Regions from separate parts of the Homo sapiens genome. Here region 1 is linked to region 2. A link is an interaction called in ENCODE POLR2A ChIA-PET data of the cell type or tissue named here. Cell type or tissue: PC-3. All regions are shown on one strand. Each heading gives the region's core, and the rest is flanking DNA. Links, peaks and the distances in the headings are about the cores only. Region 1 overlaps KCNMA1 (potassium calcium-activated channel subfamily M alpha 1). Region 2 overlaps KCNMA1 (potassium calcium-activated channel subfamily M alpha 1).

Region 1 (8,505 bases), core at 392-8,391, 55 kb after region 2:
AAGCCCATGCTCTTTGATCTCAGGGCTTTTGTGTGGCTGATGAATTGAACAGAAATGATCTGCCATCCTCCTGGCATCTCAAAGACACTGCAAAAATTCAGCTGTAGCTTCCAGCCACCTGCCAGGCACTGTGCTGACAAGGAAGCATGGCTAAGGAAGGCACTCTTTGCCACCCATTCTCCCAGGGAAGCAAGAAGAGTCTGCAGGAGGCACGACAGGGGAAGTCAAAAGAGTCAAAGACTGTGAGGCAGGATTCGTCTTTGGCCACATAGGCATGGATTCTTCTTCCTCTGCTCATTCCCACCCCAGGGACTTTGCACTGGCTTTTGTCCCCATGTGGCATACTTTCTCTGGAGACCTTGGAAAGCTGGCTCCTTCTCATCCTTCTCATGTCAGCTTGCACAGGACCTCCGGAGAGAAACCTTTCCCATCAAAAGTAGCCCCCAGACTCTACCCGCATCACTGTCTGCCAGCCCCCTACTCTATTATCTCCACACTTATCATAATCAGAAATGACCTTGTTGCTGCATTTGTTCTCTTGTTTGTTTTCTGTTTCCACTTCTACCTCCGTGACAGCAGGGACATCATCTATCTTGATCAGTGCCATATCCCCGGCAGTTAGCAAAACGTCTGGCATATGGCAGGTGCAAGGCAAATGTTTGCTGAAGGAGGGAGGCTGCATGGAGGAGACTGGGCCCTCTTTCCAGTGCCAGCTCTGCCTGCATCGAGCACTATGTGGCGCATCTAGACCAGGATCCACATCCATGGTGTGGTTTCCCCAGGCTGCAGAAGTGCACTGTGGAAGCAGGTCTGTGTGCTTGAGATCAGGGAAAGCTGACCAAGAAGATGGGACACAGTTGATTCTGGAGAGGCAGGGAACAGACAGGGGACTCTCCTAACAGGCTGGATCTTCCAGGACAGTTGAAGGACAACATCCAGTAGGACCCTAGACCAAGAGTATAGACACTGTCGCTATGGGTGTTTCTCTGAGCCCTGAGACTTCCCATGTTTAAGATAAGCTGGTTGGATTACTGGTTATTGATTATGTTGAATCTTTTGGTGGCACAGACCAACTTGAGAATCTGAAGATATCAACTTTCTTTCTGGAGAAATGCATGTGCTTACATAGAGACAAAATATGCCTGCACTTCCTAGAAGGGCAAGGACCCCTCCGAAGTTCATTCACAGCCCCAGGATGACAGCCTCTCACTTAAAGGCTCTTGGGCCGCCCTGCTAGTCATTGGCCTGCTTGCTCTGAGACCCAGTCTTTACCCCTCGTCTGTAGACTGTGGACTACACTCCCCAGGCTCCCTCGCTCTTTCTTCTAGGGAAGTTTGTTCTATTCAGCAGGAATGCAGGCAGAAGTCTGCAGGGTGGGGGCAGGCAGAAACCAGGACATTTCTCCCTCCTTCTGCATTTGGTGGCATCTCCAGATAGAGAACATGTCCATCATTATATCTATCACCTCTGGGTATCCTGCCCTCCCCAGAGTCCTTTCCTCTGTGATCCTGCCCAGCCCAGCAGGCCTTCTGTAGTTCCAGCATCCGCCAGGTGCTGCTGGATCCTGAGTTCTAGAAAACCAGCTCCTCCCTTCCCCCTCTAGCCCTAGGATGCTAGCAGCTTCCTGCCATTGCTATTCTCTGGGCTGCCTCTCCATTTTTTGCTTGGCTTTTTATCTCCTTGGACACCTTTATAACTAGTTCCCCATATAAACTCCTTCTACTAGATATTTTGGCATGAACTCTGGGTTTCCTCTGGGGTCCCTGGTGGGATCAGCCTCCCTCCAGCACGGGCATTCTGAGAGCCTGGTAGCTTCCTGGAAAGGCCAATCTGAGCTGAATTAACAAATCCCTAGGAAGGTCAAGAAGATGGAGGGGCTGGGAAAACCCATGTTGCCTGCGAGTGCAGTGCCTCCATCCTGTCTGGTTCCATTCCAGGAAAAAAAGTTATATAGGAAAAGCCTCACAATCGCAATGTAGTTAAAAACTGTTTACTGCCTTTTTCTAAATGAGGGAAACAAATGTAAGGCCCAGAGCAGCCTCCCATCAAATCATGCTCTTGCTCAGATCAAACGGCAGCCCGAGTGAATATTCCTAGAGTTCCTACTTGGGAGCTCACGCTAGCTACTAAGTCCTCCCTGCCAAAAAGACCCGATTATACAAAGTGGGGCAGCAGGAAAGCCAGTCTTGTAGCATCAAAGAAACACACTGTCTGAATTCCATCAGCCACAAGCAGGCATCCTCCACCCAGGGATAATGCAGCCAGGGCACTGTGCCCCAGAATGGCCCCACCCATGCAGGAGGGCACCTTCCCTCCTCACTGTGCTGGCTTCTTTTAACAAATAGCCCTATCTATGAGCTCCCTTGTTCCTTCCAACCATTCTAAAGATAGGGCAGGCACCAAGGCCAGGGGTATGGGCAGGTCCTCCTCCCTGAGGACCAAGGCACAGAGAGTTTCCAAGGCCACACAGCCACTTGGAAGCAGAGCTGGGATTAGAACCCTGCCTGGACAGGGAATGACTTCAACTTACACACATGAACAAACACGAATCTCAACTCCCTGTTATGGTGGGGTTCCCCAGACACACATGCATGGTAGAGATTTCAGTGCAAATTTAATCATTTGAAAATACTGACATTCAACCATTTTTTAACCTCAAAAATGGCAATTTCATGTGGCTTACATGAATAGTTTATTTGGGTAGTGATCCCAGGGGAGAACCAGCTGGGGAGTGGGGAAATAAAATGGGAAAGTGAGAGGGCAGGGTTTGTTAATGGTCAGGACACTGCTGCAGACAACCAAGGCTCAATGCCACTGGAGACCTCTGGGAGATGGGGCAGAACCACCCTGTCCAACATGGAAGGCACCAGCCACATTGAGCTATCTACATTTAAATTACTTGAATTGAAAAACTTAGTTCCTCAGTCCACTAGCCAAATTCCAAAAGCTCAATAACCACAGATGGCTGGTGGCTATCATATTGGACAGCACACATACAGAACATTTCCATCATTACAGAAAATCATAGGGGTAGCACTGGCATAGACCATGCCTCAGAGCTGTGTCATCTGAGGGGTAGAATCTGGGGTATTTATACTCCCATTAGGGTCTATCATTGGCAAGGGCTGCACCTGGGGGTATTTGCTGCAGGCACTTCCAGATGTCTTGGCTCACACTGGTAGGGGGAGGGAAGGCACTGACAGTAGGGGCATTTGAGTGGGATAGGAATAGAGTGGCCTGGGGGCATGGGCAGGGCATTCACAGCCTCTGCCACAATCACCAGCCCTTCCTGCACATCACCTCTGCTCTTGTTGAAGCACCTCTGGATGCAGGCATTTTGACAGCTTCTTCGCAATGGGAATGTGGCCCCAGAATCCTCTGACCTGATGACAAGCCATTCTCCCTGGAGACAACACACAGAGAGAGACACAATCCAGGCCTTCCAAGCATTTGTGATCTACAGCAGGCAGCTGGGACACAGACCACAGCATGCAGCAACTATACAAACACTGACTAATAAGCTAAAATCGGAAATCTTTATGGAGAAACCCTTGTGAGCAGTGCCTGGCTAACAGCATGTAGGTGTTGCCTCCAAGAACTGTCTAGCATTTGAGAGACACAGTTGGAGACTGAGCGTCCCCATTAGGCAGGCTGGTCCCCGAATACCCACATTATTGTGGTAATCAAAACACAGCTTTGAGACATCACTGTGCTGGTCACAAACCTGGCAAGGTCAAGAAAGTGCTCTGAAGACCAGCACCCAAAATCTTCACAGCTTAGCCTTCCTCCCAGGGGCCCGCTCTTGGCATAGCACAGTGGCCAGAACACAGACTCTCTGGAGCCCACTGCCTGAGGTCATGTCTCATCTCCTCCTTCCTCACTGCGTGGCCTTAGGCGCACTATTTGATCTCTCTGAGCCTGCATTTCCTCATCTATAAAGTGGACACAATAACAATAACTTTCCAATATGGTTGTCAAGAAAATTAAATGAGCCCATGCTTTTAAAGATCTTATAAGAAGGATGGCAAACTTTTTCCATAAAGAGCCAGATAGCAAATATTCTATGGCATTGCAGGTCACACAGACTCTCACAACCTCTCACTTCGGTCCTTGTAGCTCCAAACCAGCCATAGGCAATATGTAAACAAATGGATGTTCCAATAAAACTTTATTTATAAAATCAGGTAGTGAGCCAGATTTGCCCTGCAGGCCATAGTTTACTAACCCCTATCTTAGAATGATTCCTGCTCTACAGTGAGTGCTATATGAATGTTCGTTGATAAAGTCTGCTGCGCTCTCCCACCTCTCAGATTCTTCCTGTATTATTATTCTCTCTGCCTCCCTCTCCACCCATCCTTTAAGACCAAGCTCAAGTAGCCTTCCTGAAACAGTGTGGAGATTTCTCAAAGAGCTCAAAATAGAACTACTATTCAATCTAGCAACCCCACTAATGAGTATCTACCGAAAGGAAATCATTAGACCAAAAAAACACCTGCACTCATGTTTATTGCAGCACTACTCACATTAGCAAAGTCGTGGAATCAACCTAAGTGTCCATCAATGGATGGCTGGATAAAGAAAATGTGGTACACACGTGCACACACACACACACACACACACACGCACACCATGGAATATTACTCAGCCTTAGAAAAAAAATGAAATCATGTCTTTTGCAGCAACACAGAGGGAACTGGAGGCCGTTATCCTAAGTGAACTAACTCAGAAACAAAGTCAGACAGAAAGTGATGGGTACACTAAAAGCCCATGTTGTCACTTATAAGTGGGAGCTAAACTGAGTACACATGGACATACAGAATGGAATAATAATACTGGAGACTCCAAAAAGTGGGACGGTGAGGGGGTGTGGGATAAAAAATTACCTATTGGGCTGGGCATGGTGGTTCAAGCCTGTAATCCCAGCACTCTGGGAGGCCGAGGTGGGCGGATCACCTGAGGTCAAGAGTTCAAGACCAGCCTTGCCAACACGGTGAAACCCCATCTCTACTAAAAATACAAAAATTAGCTGGGCGTGGTGGCATGCCACTGTAATCCCAGCTCCTTGGGAGGCTGAGGCAGGAGAATTACTTGAACACGGGAGGCAGAGGTTGCAGTAAGCCAAGATCACACCATTGCACTCCAGCCTGGGTAACAAGAGTGAAACTCTGTCTCAAGAAAAAAAAAAATTACCTATTGGATACAATGTACACTATTTGGGTGATGGGTGCACTAAAAGCCCAGACTTTACCACTACACAATATATCCATGTAACAAAACCGCACTTGTACTCCCTCTTTTTTTTTTTTCAAAAAAGAGGCCTCCCTGGACCCTCCCTCTTTTCTTAGCCACATCCTTAGACCACTTCCAAGTTGCTCTTCTGTGGTGACCCTTGCCCCACCCTGCTATTTGTGGGGCAACTTGTTTCGCTGTAGAATTTCATTGTTCCTGTTAAATGATGAGATGATCCAATGTCTTCATTTTACAGGGAGGGAAGCAAGGCCCAGAGAAGCCAAGCGACTTATTCAAGGTCACACAGTGACGGCAGAGTCAGGACCAGACATGGATGTGTCTTGATTCATGATTCAGTACAGTCTTGGGCTTAAGGAGATTTCAATACTGAGGAGAGTGGGGACACAGATCACCCAGCCTTCTACCCTTGATTTAGGGCTGGACTAGGTCACCCCTCCACAGAGGTTCCTTACTTCCTGCCTCAGCACCCCTCCAGGCAGAACACTTACGGGGCTTGTTGCCCCAACTAGACAGGTCTGGCTCACTTCTGAGTCTGTCACATATCCAGCATGGGCCCAGGCACGCTCCAGATGCAATAGTGTTGACCCTGTGTGCTTTGTCTTCCTCTTCCTTCCCCGTGAGTCTGCCCATTGCCCCGGGGACACCCAGGACAGACTCACAGATCTTCCCCAGGGGACATGTCCTGTTCATGCCTATCTAAGTCATCAAAGGCAAATTCCAGAGCAGCCTATAGCCAGGGCTGTGTGGGGACTCCCCACTGACTATGGGGCTTCACAGAGGCACAGCCCAAAGTACCATGCTCACAGACACACAAATTCAGACACACACATGCACACACACACACAAGCAGACACATGCACACACTAATATAAACAACACAGACACACATACACATACACACGGACACGGACACACACAGAAACATGCACACACTAACATAAACACATACATGCACACACATACACGCATGCACACAATGAAACAGGCACACAGACACATGCACACTAACATAAATACACACAGCACATATACTCAGATAGATGCACACACCTAAACACAAATATACACATGTATACCCACACTGATGCTAACACATACACACATGAGCACACACACACATACACAGAAACATATATACACTTAAATACATATATGCATGGAGAAACAAATGCATACATGTGCACACACACACTTAGACGTAAAAACACATATATTTACAAACAAACACAAATGTATGCACTCAAATAGACATATAAATACACATGCATACACACAGACATGTAAACATACATACACGTAAACATACACACATCTATAGATGCTCATGTGCTCACAGAGACCCTTATATACCTATGCACACATGGATAAACACACACACCCTCACACATGCACTTACACACTGTGTGATGTTTTTAGCTTTTACCTTTACAGACAGACATGGGAGCTTTCCCTGGAAGATGTAAGGTCCCTGGGAAAGGGACTGTGCCCTGGGCTCTCCCCCGGGAGAGAGTCCCGCCCACCCACAGCATCTGCCTGGTGTCTTGAACACAACTAGTGCTCACGTTTCCTCAATGGACGGATGAATGAAGTCGTCTCATGCCTGGGCCTTGGGTCCATGGGGAGAGCTTGGCTCAGGAAGCCGGTGCTGCCTCTATCACCTCTGAGTTTCCAAGCCATACTCTCTCACCCCATCCCAGCTTGGGAAACAGCCAGCATCTTGCTGGCCTCTTGGTGGAGTGTTGCTGATCCATGCCTCTGCCAGAGGTGGGAGAAACCTCGATGAAACTCAAACCAAGTCTTGACTTATCTAGGGATGGCTGAAGGTCCTCCTGGGGTGGGGAGAAGGTGGAAGAAACCACTGACTAAAGTGGTCCTGGCCCCATTCTCCCAGCATGTAGGTTTTCTGGCTGGACTTTACAAGTAAAAACCACAGTGAGGAGCTCACTTCTACCTGAGGTAACACAGTGCATGGCCCCCACCTGCTTCCCTTCATATCACTATCTTGCAAAACTGGCTCAGAGAGAGCCTCCTGGCCCTGCGTAGCCTGGGAAGATACCACCCACCATCATTTGTTACCTCCCCACAGTGGGAAGGTGAAGGGCTTAGGAGACCTGCTTCTTGGCACCATCACACTGTACTGTGTTGTCACCCTATCTGGACCTCAGTGTTTCCTCTGCTTCTATAAAACGGGGTGAATAACCTTTGCCTCCTAAATACCAAGGATACAGCATCAAGGAGAAAGGACTCTGACCTCACAGGAGGTGGGACCAAGGAGAGGGGCAACTCACAAAAGCCTGAGGAAGAACATTCTTTGGTGGCACCTCCCTGATGAGCAGAGAGGAGCCGCTCTGCAAGTTAAGTAATTGATGGAGCACACGCTAAAAATACAAACTAGGTTAGCACTCAGGGTGGTTTATTGCTCCAAGAGGGAGTTAATTCAGGCACTCAAATCTCCATGGAACAGGGACTGTGAGCCCAGAGCAGCAGACTCCTGAGCCAGGAGGCCTCATGCAACCCAGCTGAGAAGTGCTGTTTACTTAAAGGCTGAGCAAGACGGAACCAGAGAAAATGGGCTGGGGAAGCATAGGGGGTGGCAGAGAAGGGAGTGCCCAGGCCTTAGGAGCATGAGGGAAAGAAAGGAGGCAACATGCAAATTAGTAACAGGAAGTGGGACAGGCGACAGGAGCTGGAAGGGCTACTCCCTCCTAGATTGGGCTGCAAAGACCCCAGCCTCCCAGCTTTCTGGAGCCCCTTGCTATTCCAAGTAAGCTCCAGAGACCAGCGGCATCTGCATCACCAGGGCTCTCATCAGAAAAACAGAATCTCAGACCCCACCCTAGACCTCCCGAATATACATTGCCACAAGATCCTCAGATTTCCTGTGCACACTAAAGTTTGAGAAGCACAAGATTAGGAGTCAAAATCCCTGAGTTCCTGGTCCAGCTATTGCTATCAAATTGCTGTGTGGTTTTGCAGGACTTGCTTGACCTCTCTGGGTGCTAGAATTTCTTCCTCTGGGCTACAGGATGAGTGAGGCTTGTTTCTTTCTCCTGGGTTCTGAGAGGCTCAAGTCAGACCCTTCATCTGCAGGCCTCGGAAGCATGGGAGGGCCTTTACAGAAAAACGTTTCCATTTTCTACCAGGCTGCCCCCTTCCGCTTTCTTGGAGTCATTAGTACACAGAGAGGTAGATGGGGAGATGATCCTTGAAGGACACACTGCAGTCAGGAAGAAGACTTCTTAATGTCATTTTAAG
Region 2 (8,505 bases), core at 97-8,096:
ATTCAGTCTCCACTTGTCCCCCAGCTCTCTCTGTACAACACCCCCTGCCTCAAAATCTCCTTGTTCTACAAACTTCAAAAATTCATTTTTTTTTTTTTGAGACGGAGTCTTGCTCTGTCACCCAGGCTGGAATGCAGTGGGGCGATCTCAGCAGAGCCGCTCACTGCAAGTTCCGCCTCCTGGGTCCGTGCCATTATCCTGCCTCAGCCTCTCGAGTAGCTGGGACTACAGGCACCCGCCACCACACTGGCTAATTTTTTGTATTTTTAGTAGAGATGGGGTTTCACTGTGTTAGCCAGGATGGTCTCGATCTCCGGACCTCGTGATCCACCCACCTGAGCCTCCCAAAGTGCTGGGATTACAGGTGTAAGCCACCACGCCTGGCCCCAAAATTCTTTAGCATGGCCTTTAAAGCCCCACCAGGCTGTCTCCAGGACACTTCCCCAGACTTTGGGGTCTGCACCCCCCATTTCCCAGAGCGCCAGGCTCCTTCTCTGTTTTTCCTGCTCCTCACTTTGAAGGCTTTCTTCTCCTTTAACTCTCAAGATCCTAACTCACACTTAAAAGCTCACTGCAAATGCATTCTGTCTTATTAAGTATTCTTCACAAATTCCAGCCCACCTAGTGGTCATTTTCTTGTGTTTAAGCCTGGATATGTTTTTATTTTTTATATCTTCCCGCCATAAAGCAGCTCATCTTGAAATGGGAGTTTTAGTTCAAAGACTTTCCTCCCTATGAAAGCTTTTCTGATCAGCCCTACTTTCCCCTACAGCCCCTCCCCACACTCCACAAGTGCACACCGTGTTTGTACTCATAGCACTTATCCTCCATGCATTCCTTCAATAACTTCCGCATATGGTGCAATAGAATCAGGATCCTTCCTTGTTTTCTCCAGAGCTGAAACAAATACACTTGGCCCAGAATTAGTGTTCAGTAACTCTTGCAATGCTGATGAAGAAAATTAGAACTGTCTATAATGGCCACATGGAAGGAACAAGTGTCACATTTGTGCAGCTAAACTGTCTGCTGCTCCCCATTCACTATCACCACCATACATATAGAATACACTACCTCCATTTTGTCCCCATGAATACCCAGACTCAGAATTCAACCTCTCTTAAGTTTCCAATGCAGAATCCACTCCTCTTCAAGCATGAAAGAGCAATGGAGACTTCAGTCAAGAGGCAGGAGGAGAGATAGAGGTGCTGTTACACAGCTCAGCCAACAGCAAGTCACCTCCAAGTCCCCACTAGACACTGTCCCTCCTGGGTCACACCAGACTGAATTGTCTCCCTCTCTGCCTTCCTCCAAGCAGCCACTGACCTCACCAGTTTCTCTCTCCTCCTCCAAAACTCCAACTTTAAATGTCCCCTCTTTCCATTTTGCCATCAATTGACATCAGCCATGGTTTCATAACCAGACCCTTCAGCACACAGCTCACGGCAGATCCCTCGGTGAACAGAACCTGTCTTTCTTGAAGGCTGTGTGGCCAGCACCTTTGATTACTCAAGCACCACGTTCATTCTCTCACTCCTTCCCACAAAAGTGTGTGTGATATTGATCCCAGACATAACATTGAGTTCTCCCCAAGAAGGATTCTGAGAAGTGAAATTCTCACCACCTCCCTCCATCTACAGTCACCTCTTCACTGAGTTTTTGCTGTGAGACTCAGAGATAATGACTGTTTTCCAGTGTCCCTGCCTGGTCTTTGAGCCTCGCAGGCCTCAGGATGTCCCTACTCCTTCCATCTATGAGCCAAATGACTCTTGACTGAGCCCTAGCTTCATGCCAGGACAGGTGGCCCAAACAAAACAGCTTCCAGAATCACAATGAGAAATCACTCCGAATGCAATATCCTTCTCAGGGAAACTCCTGACCCAGAGCAGACCCAAGAAAGCAAGCTAGGGCTTTCCTAGAGCATGGGCCTGGCTATGGCGACCAATTCATCCCTGTTTGCCCAGGACTTTCCCAGTTTTTGCACTGAAAGACTCATGTCTCATGTACCCCTCAGTCTCAGGCAAACTGGGATGGTTGATCACTATAAGCCTGTCCCAGTAATGATCCTTGACAAAAACCAAGGGCTCATGAGGCCAGCCAGTGAAGCCAAGCTTCATATAAGCAGATCAGAGAGATGTTGGAAACATACAGAGAAGGGGCAGAATCAGCCCTGGTTGCAGGTGGGCTTAGGAGACAATCTCATCAGAAAAGGGCACACAAGCGAGCTCTAGGTACACGGGCCAGGCAGCCTCAGGTGGGCTACTGATGCATCCACCATCAGCATGACTGATTTCTACCGTGCACAGGGCCCAGCTCACACACTGCAGAAAATTAGGAAACTGCTGCAAGAGGGGGTCCCTATGGGCTACCACAGGACAAGAAGAACATCCCCCGAAGACCACCAAACACACACTCACTCAGCACTCCCCAGGATCCCCGCATTTGTAGCCCTTCCATGAGTTTCTGGTATATTTCCTTAACCCTCTTCTCCTCTCCAAGATGATGGAGGGTGTGTGTGTGTGCGCGCATGTGTGCTTTAGCAGAGGAAATGTGCTACATCTTCCCAACAACCCTTCTCCACTGCAAATCCCACTCCTTGAAAATCCCTCCACAAACCACTGTACACAAGGAACCGAGCCTCTCCTCCATGACCACGCGGGAGCACTTGCTGCTCACCCCCACCTCCCAATAGCCAGCCTCCTGCAGAAGACCCTGGGGAATATCACGTCTCATAAGCAAAGCCACCTTGGCCCAGACAGCAAGGCCTCCTGGTGTGAGAAGTGGGTGGAGACTCACCAGGACTCTGCCAGTCAGTGTCTGGGCGGATATCATCACCCCCGCCCAGTCCTTCACGGAGGTCATCCAGCCGACCTCGGCGGCCACTGCCTCCTCTTTTTCATCCACTGGTTTGAGAGTGCCATCCGCCTGGCTTGAGCCATTGTTAATCTTCTGGGCCTCCTGGCAACAGAGAGAGCAAGAGTTAAGACATAGGGAACAATGGATTTAAATAACATGCTCTACCCATAAAGAACCAGAGCCAGAAGGGGTCCCCAGCTGAGATGGAAACTAGCTTAAAGGTATAGGAGTAAAGCAGAAGGGGTAAATTATGCCTTTGATTTTTTTAAAGCCTTTATTTAAAAAAGAATATTTTCTTTATTTCCTCTTAAAATATCTTAGTGAAACAAAGAAGGATGGTATTATTCTATTCTATTTTATTTTATTTTATTTTTTGAGATGAAGTCTCACTCTGTCACCCAGGCTGGAGTGCAGTGGCGCAATCTCGGCTCTCTGCAACCTCCACCCACCAGGTGCAAGCAATTCTCACGCCTCAGCCTCCCTAGTAGCTAGAATTACAGGCGCGCGGCCACCATGCTCGGCTAATTTTTGTATTTTTAGTAGAGAGGGTTTCACCATGTTGGCCAGGCTGGTCTCAAACTCCTGACCTCAAGTGATCCGCCCACCTCAGCCTCCCAAAGTTCTGGTCTCCTCCCATTTTAAAGAAAAAGAAAATACCAAAGCAAGAGGAAACGCAATCTGTCTAAGATTAGGGCATGCTGAGGAGGGAGGAGGAAAGTGTGGGAGATGTCCTGTGGTCTTTGCCTACCCAGCCTCTATGCCCCTTTTCACAGCAGCACCCCCACTTTCCTTTAGGAAAATTATCTCTTCCTCTCAGTCTATGTAGTTCAAAGGGGACAGATGGCCTCACATTGGCTCCAACATTGGAGTCCTTTCTACCCCCTGCCAACAGCAATTGGGCCATTAATAATCACATGATCCATGCCAAGCCAATAAGACTCAAGCGTGGAACATTTGCAGGAAAGAATAGGAAAAGTCATCCTTCCCTGAGAATGAAGCCACTGCAGAGAAAAGTAAAAGTAATAGACTACTGATGTCATCATTTGAACACCCGGATCCAGCTGTGCCTGAAATCTACACCAGACCTTTCCAGTTACAGGAGACAATACATTCCCCTTCTGGCTTAAAATGTGCTTGAGGAAACAAGGCTGATTTCATCAGATAACTGAGCCCCACACAGGGGCCGAAACTGTAAACCTTTGCATACAGTGAGTGTTCTGCCTGGAATACTCTTCTCCCACAGAGACTTATGGCCTGCTCCCTTAAGTCTTTGCTCAAATATCTCCTTTTCAATGAAGTCTTCCCTGGCCACCTGTTTAAATTTGCAACACTTTCTTTCCAATAGCACTTTTCTGCTTTATTTTTCTCCATAGCACTTAAAACCGCTAATATACTTAATAATTCATTTACTTCTTTCACTTACTGTCTGCCTTCCCCACTGCTGCAGCCTTGGTGCCTAATAGAGTGTCTGGGACAGAGTTGGCTCAATAACCATGAATGAATGACTAGAAAGGGCTATGAGTATCAGCCCCTCGTTAGCTACAAAGGCTGGGTTTAGTGTTGCCAGATAAAATACAGGATACCCAGTAAAATTTAAATTTCAGATAAACAACAAATAACTTTTTAGTATAAGTATATTCCAAATACCACATGGGACATGCTTATACTAAAACCTTATTATTTATCTAACAATGTACATTTAACTGGACCCCAACACAAATACCCACTGCAACTATGACTGCAGATGAAGATGTTTAAAAAGATGCCAGCAAATTATGTTCATCATTTAAAACTCTGGAATTAATTCCCAAGGCAAAGCCACACTGGGGATCATTGTGATTTGGAGTAAGGGGAAGAACCAAAGACAGTGGTGAAAAGCTTTGTCTGCAGTGACAAAGGGGGCGGGGCAGAGGGAGGCCAGGCACGTGGGAGGCAGGTGGGGAGGGTGCACTGGTGAGTCATCCTCTTGGGGACTTGGCCACGGCAGGCAGGAAGCTGGTCCCGATTCCTGCTTCTCTCCCTCTGGCTGCCTGTGGCTCAGGGAAGCTGGGGAAGAGAAAAGTGGGACCTGCAGCCCTGGACGCTAATATTTTCTTTCCAAATGTGTTAAGCCCCACAGAGCTACAATGATCCAAGAGGAGGCCCAGGAGGGGGAGGCCACTGGGCAGATGTATCTGGGGGCTGCCTGCTGACATGTGTGGGACCTGCTGCCCAAGCCTCCCAGGCCAGCCTCAGATAGGACCTGTTAGGTCTTGCCCTGGTCCCTGAGCCTCTGCCCTGTGAGACTCTGAACAGGAGGGTATTTAGGAGGATGGGGAGGCCCTGATACAGGGTCAACCATGGTAACTGAAGGTGTAGATTCGGGGGAAAATCCAGCTCTGCCACCGCTGTGGGACCTCAATAAGATGGGGACAGTACTGCCAGCCCCTCAGGCATTGTCAGGATTAAACAGTGTCCAATAGCACAAAACACAGGTTCAAGCAATTATCCCAGCACCCCTTGCTTCTTCTCGTGCCCCTGACACCATAAAGCAATGGTTATCACAATGAGCGGGCATCATAAGCACACCAGAGGGCTTGTTGAAACACAGTGTGCTGGGCCCATCCCAGAACCTACATTCGAACCAAGATGTCAGGCACTTCTGATGCTGCTGGGCTTGGAAGCCTACTTTGGGGACCACAGCTCCTGACTACCCTAGTATGGCTCGGTGACTGCTGAAATGAGACATGGATCTTCACCCCCAGCTCTCTCCTGGCCTCTCCCTTCACCCAAGGACAGAACCACCTGCTTGTTTCAATATTGGACATTGGTGGAGGGGTGAGGAAAAGAGGAGGGCAGGGAGATCGTCCCACATCTGAGGCTCTAGTGTTTCCTTTTGAGTCAAGCCTCCCAGGATGTTTCTGAACTGGTCCCTGGCCACCACGTGGGGACCTGGAAGATAGCTCCCTGCTCCTCAGTCCTGGGGGCCCAAGTTCCACAGCCCCTTGGTAGACCCTGGAGAGGAGAAATCAACGTGAAAAAGGCTGGGAGGCAGGGGGGCCCTCCAGTCACAGTGGTTAACTGCATCAGTAATTCATAGCACAAGAGGTATGTGGCAGATAATGCTATTTCGCCAGCCCTCTTACCTATTGTTTTACAAGGCATTCATTATTTTAATTACTTTATGATAGGCAAGGAAAAACACAGACTAAAGGGAGATAATGCCCTTGTTATTATTTGCTTACACTAGATGTTGTGAGCTTAATTACCATGTGTGGGAAGCAGGACTGGGAGGAGTGATGGGGGAGCTATTTAAAGCCTGATGCCAGCCGGCCAGACTAGCCACCAGGCTAGCCACAGATCTTGTGCCTGGAGGAAGAGGCCCCTCTCTCCACCACTGACTTCACTCTGGCCAAAGCACCTCTTATGGGGAGCAGGCATTATAACTCCATGCTCCAAAGAAAAAGCAGAGAAGGTTCAGTAGCCTTGCTGGGAACATGCAGGGGCAGAGTCCATTATAAGAGTGTTGGCCACCATTGAACAAGCCAGAACTAGGTGCCAGCAACTAAGAATTAAGTGTTTTCTATGCATTGTCTTGCTTAAACCTTATAATACATCCAACAGGCAAGTGAAATTATTTCCATTTTACAGACAGGGTAACTAAGAGCAGGTATCTCTCAGAAAAAGGCACAGAGCCTGAGAGCTCAGGCTGGAAGCAGAGAGCCCACCTGGGCTTGTACCTGCTCCAGAACTTCCAAGCTGATGGCTGTGGCCCATCAACCCTTGAGTCTCAGCCTCTTCCATGTAAGATGGGGACAAACATGCCGCCTCATTAAGGTGGTGGGGAAGCTGAAGCTTGGCACAGTCCCGGGCACACAGTGGTTACAGCTGCCCTGATGAAGCACCCGCTGATGGGGCTGGGGCCTCTAAGAGTAATCCACTGAAGCTGCACCACTTTCATCAACCAGTGGCCCTGGGAGGCACACTGGCCAGAGTGAACCTTTAATAAATAATCACAGAATGGAGGATAAGGAGGTGCAGGTTCTAACACTGTTATCCTCCAATGAGCAAGAAGTCCCTATAAGGCAAGGTGCTGTGACTCCTGCAGGGCTTCTAGTAGGCGCTGTGTGACCACCACCCAGGACAGCTGGGGCAGGGATTCCCGCACAGGGTGGACCCCAGACCCAGTGACATCTCAGACCCCTTCTGACTCGCCCCATTAGATCAACCTCCCATTTTTAAGATGAGAACGCTGAGGACCAGGGAGAGGCTGCCTCCTGAGTCCCAGCATTCCGTTCTTGCTCCTGGCCCCACAGGATACTGCCTCACAGGGGAACAAATGGTTTGTTCCAAATAGCAAAGGGGATATGCAGCCACGCCCAAACCTTCCACCTCCCACTGCAGAGGACCCTGTCCTTACACAGGAAGCACTTCCCAGTAGGGGCAGCCCGATGTCAGTCAGGAAATCACTGAGTGCGTGTGCTCACACATGTGTGTGTGCATGTGTGAGAGTGTGTGCATGTGTGTGCACGTGTGAGAGTGTGTGCATGTGTGTGTGCGTTTGTGTGCACGTGTGAGTGTGTACGTGTGTGTGCATGTCTGAGAATGTGTGCATGTGTGTGTGCATCTGTGTGTGTGCTCACACATGCGTGTGTGTGTCTGTGTGTGTAAGGGAGAGAAACCCCACTGGCTGCAGCCTCCAGCTACCCCAGCTTCAGGAGGACAGGCCACCAGATCTTCTGAAATGCAAGAAAAGATGTCTTGGGAAAAGAAAGGAACATGGAGGGAAGAATAGGGAGAAAAATGAGAGGTGAGGCCATCGCGTGGGGAGGCCATCTCAGAAAGAGGAGGTCCTGCAGGAGCCCTCCCCCTGCCCTTGGCAGCTCCCTGAGAAAGGGATTCGGCCTTGCACTGGAGGCCACTCTGGATCTGCCTCCAACCCTGCCCTCTCTCCCCACTAGAGCCTTGTGTAAAGCAGGCCACAGCTGCCTCTCAGTGGCAACAGTGACATCTAATTTCAGTGCCCACATCAGAAGGTGGGGAGGAATTCAGGGCAAGGGTGCAGGCACAGGAGGCAGGGAACACCAGAGAGAAGAGTGGCCACAGTCCCCTCCCGACACCCACCCTACCAGGCAACCTCTCACGGGGCTGTGCCCAGCCTTACACCCTCACCCCTTTCTATGCCTTCTCCCCATTCCCTTTAGTGGTGTTCCCCACGATGACTTTTTGTTGACATGGCCGCAGAGGGGCTCACCCTTCCTATGTCACCTGGGGCCAAGGGCCTGACTGCACCCCATCACCTGGTGCTCAAGATACAAACCTCATCTGATGCGTTTGGGCATTTCCCGCTGAATCACAAGATCAAAGACCAAAGCTTGAGAAGGGACCTTAGCAATTCCTGAGGATCCCCACCACCACCCAACTACCACACACACAGTGTACAGATGAGAAAACTGAGGCCCAGAGGGAAAGCCACAAGCTCAGGGCCACCCAGCCCAGCCAGGTGACCACCGGGCCAGGAAGCAAGCCCCAGTTGCTCTGTTTCCCTTATCTCTTGTTGCCTCCCCGATAAGACAATTGCTCCAAATCTAGCCCAAGTGACAGTCACTCTGCTGCCCCAGCCTGGAACCTGGAGTTCAGGGTGTTCCTAGGACTGGCAGAAGGCTCCACCTA

What was found. ChIA-PET counts read pairs that join two places held together with the same protein. Peaks named below come from ENCODE experiments on the same cell type or tissue, not always from the same donor. Only the 100,000 strongest peaks of a DNase experiment are listed, where the experiment ranks them.
Region 1: POLR2A ChIA-PET joins it to region 2 with 7 read pairs; 4 of 35 experiments call an interaction of 5 or more read pairs at or near these places.

Annotation. Positions count from the first base shown.
Region 1 is chr10:77,455,935-77,464,439 of GRCh38, forward strand. All of the region lies in intron 1 of KCNMA1 (potassium calcium-activated channel subfamily M alpha 1), which reads right to left. Among named protein-coding and RNA genes, the nearest start is that of KCNMA1-AS3, 110 kb to the left of the region's middle. In PC-3, for the core only: no CTCF peak of the experiment used is centred there; DNase peaks (open chromatin) are centred at 3,497 and 7,827.
Region 2 is chr10:77,401,069-77,409,573 of GRCh38, forward strand. KCNMA1 (potassium calcium-activated channel subfamily M alpha 1) reads right to left here. Exons shown (of 28, transcript NM_001161352.2): 2 at 2,794-2,955. Among named protein-coding and RNA genes, the nearest start is that of KCNMA1-AS3, 54 kb to the left of the region's middle. In PC-3, for the core only: CTCF peaks have their summits at 636 and 836; a DNase peak (open chromatin) is centred at 4,823; H3K27ac peaks cover 585 bases.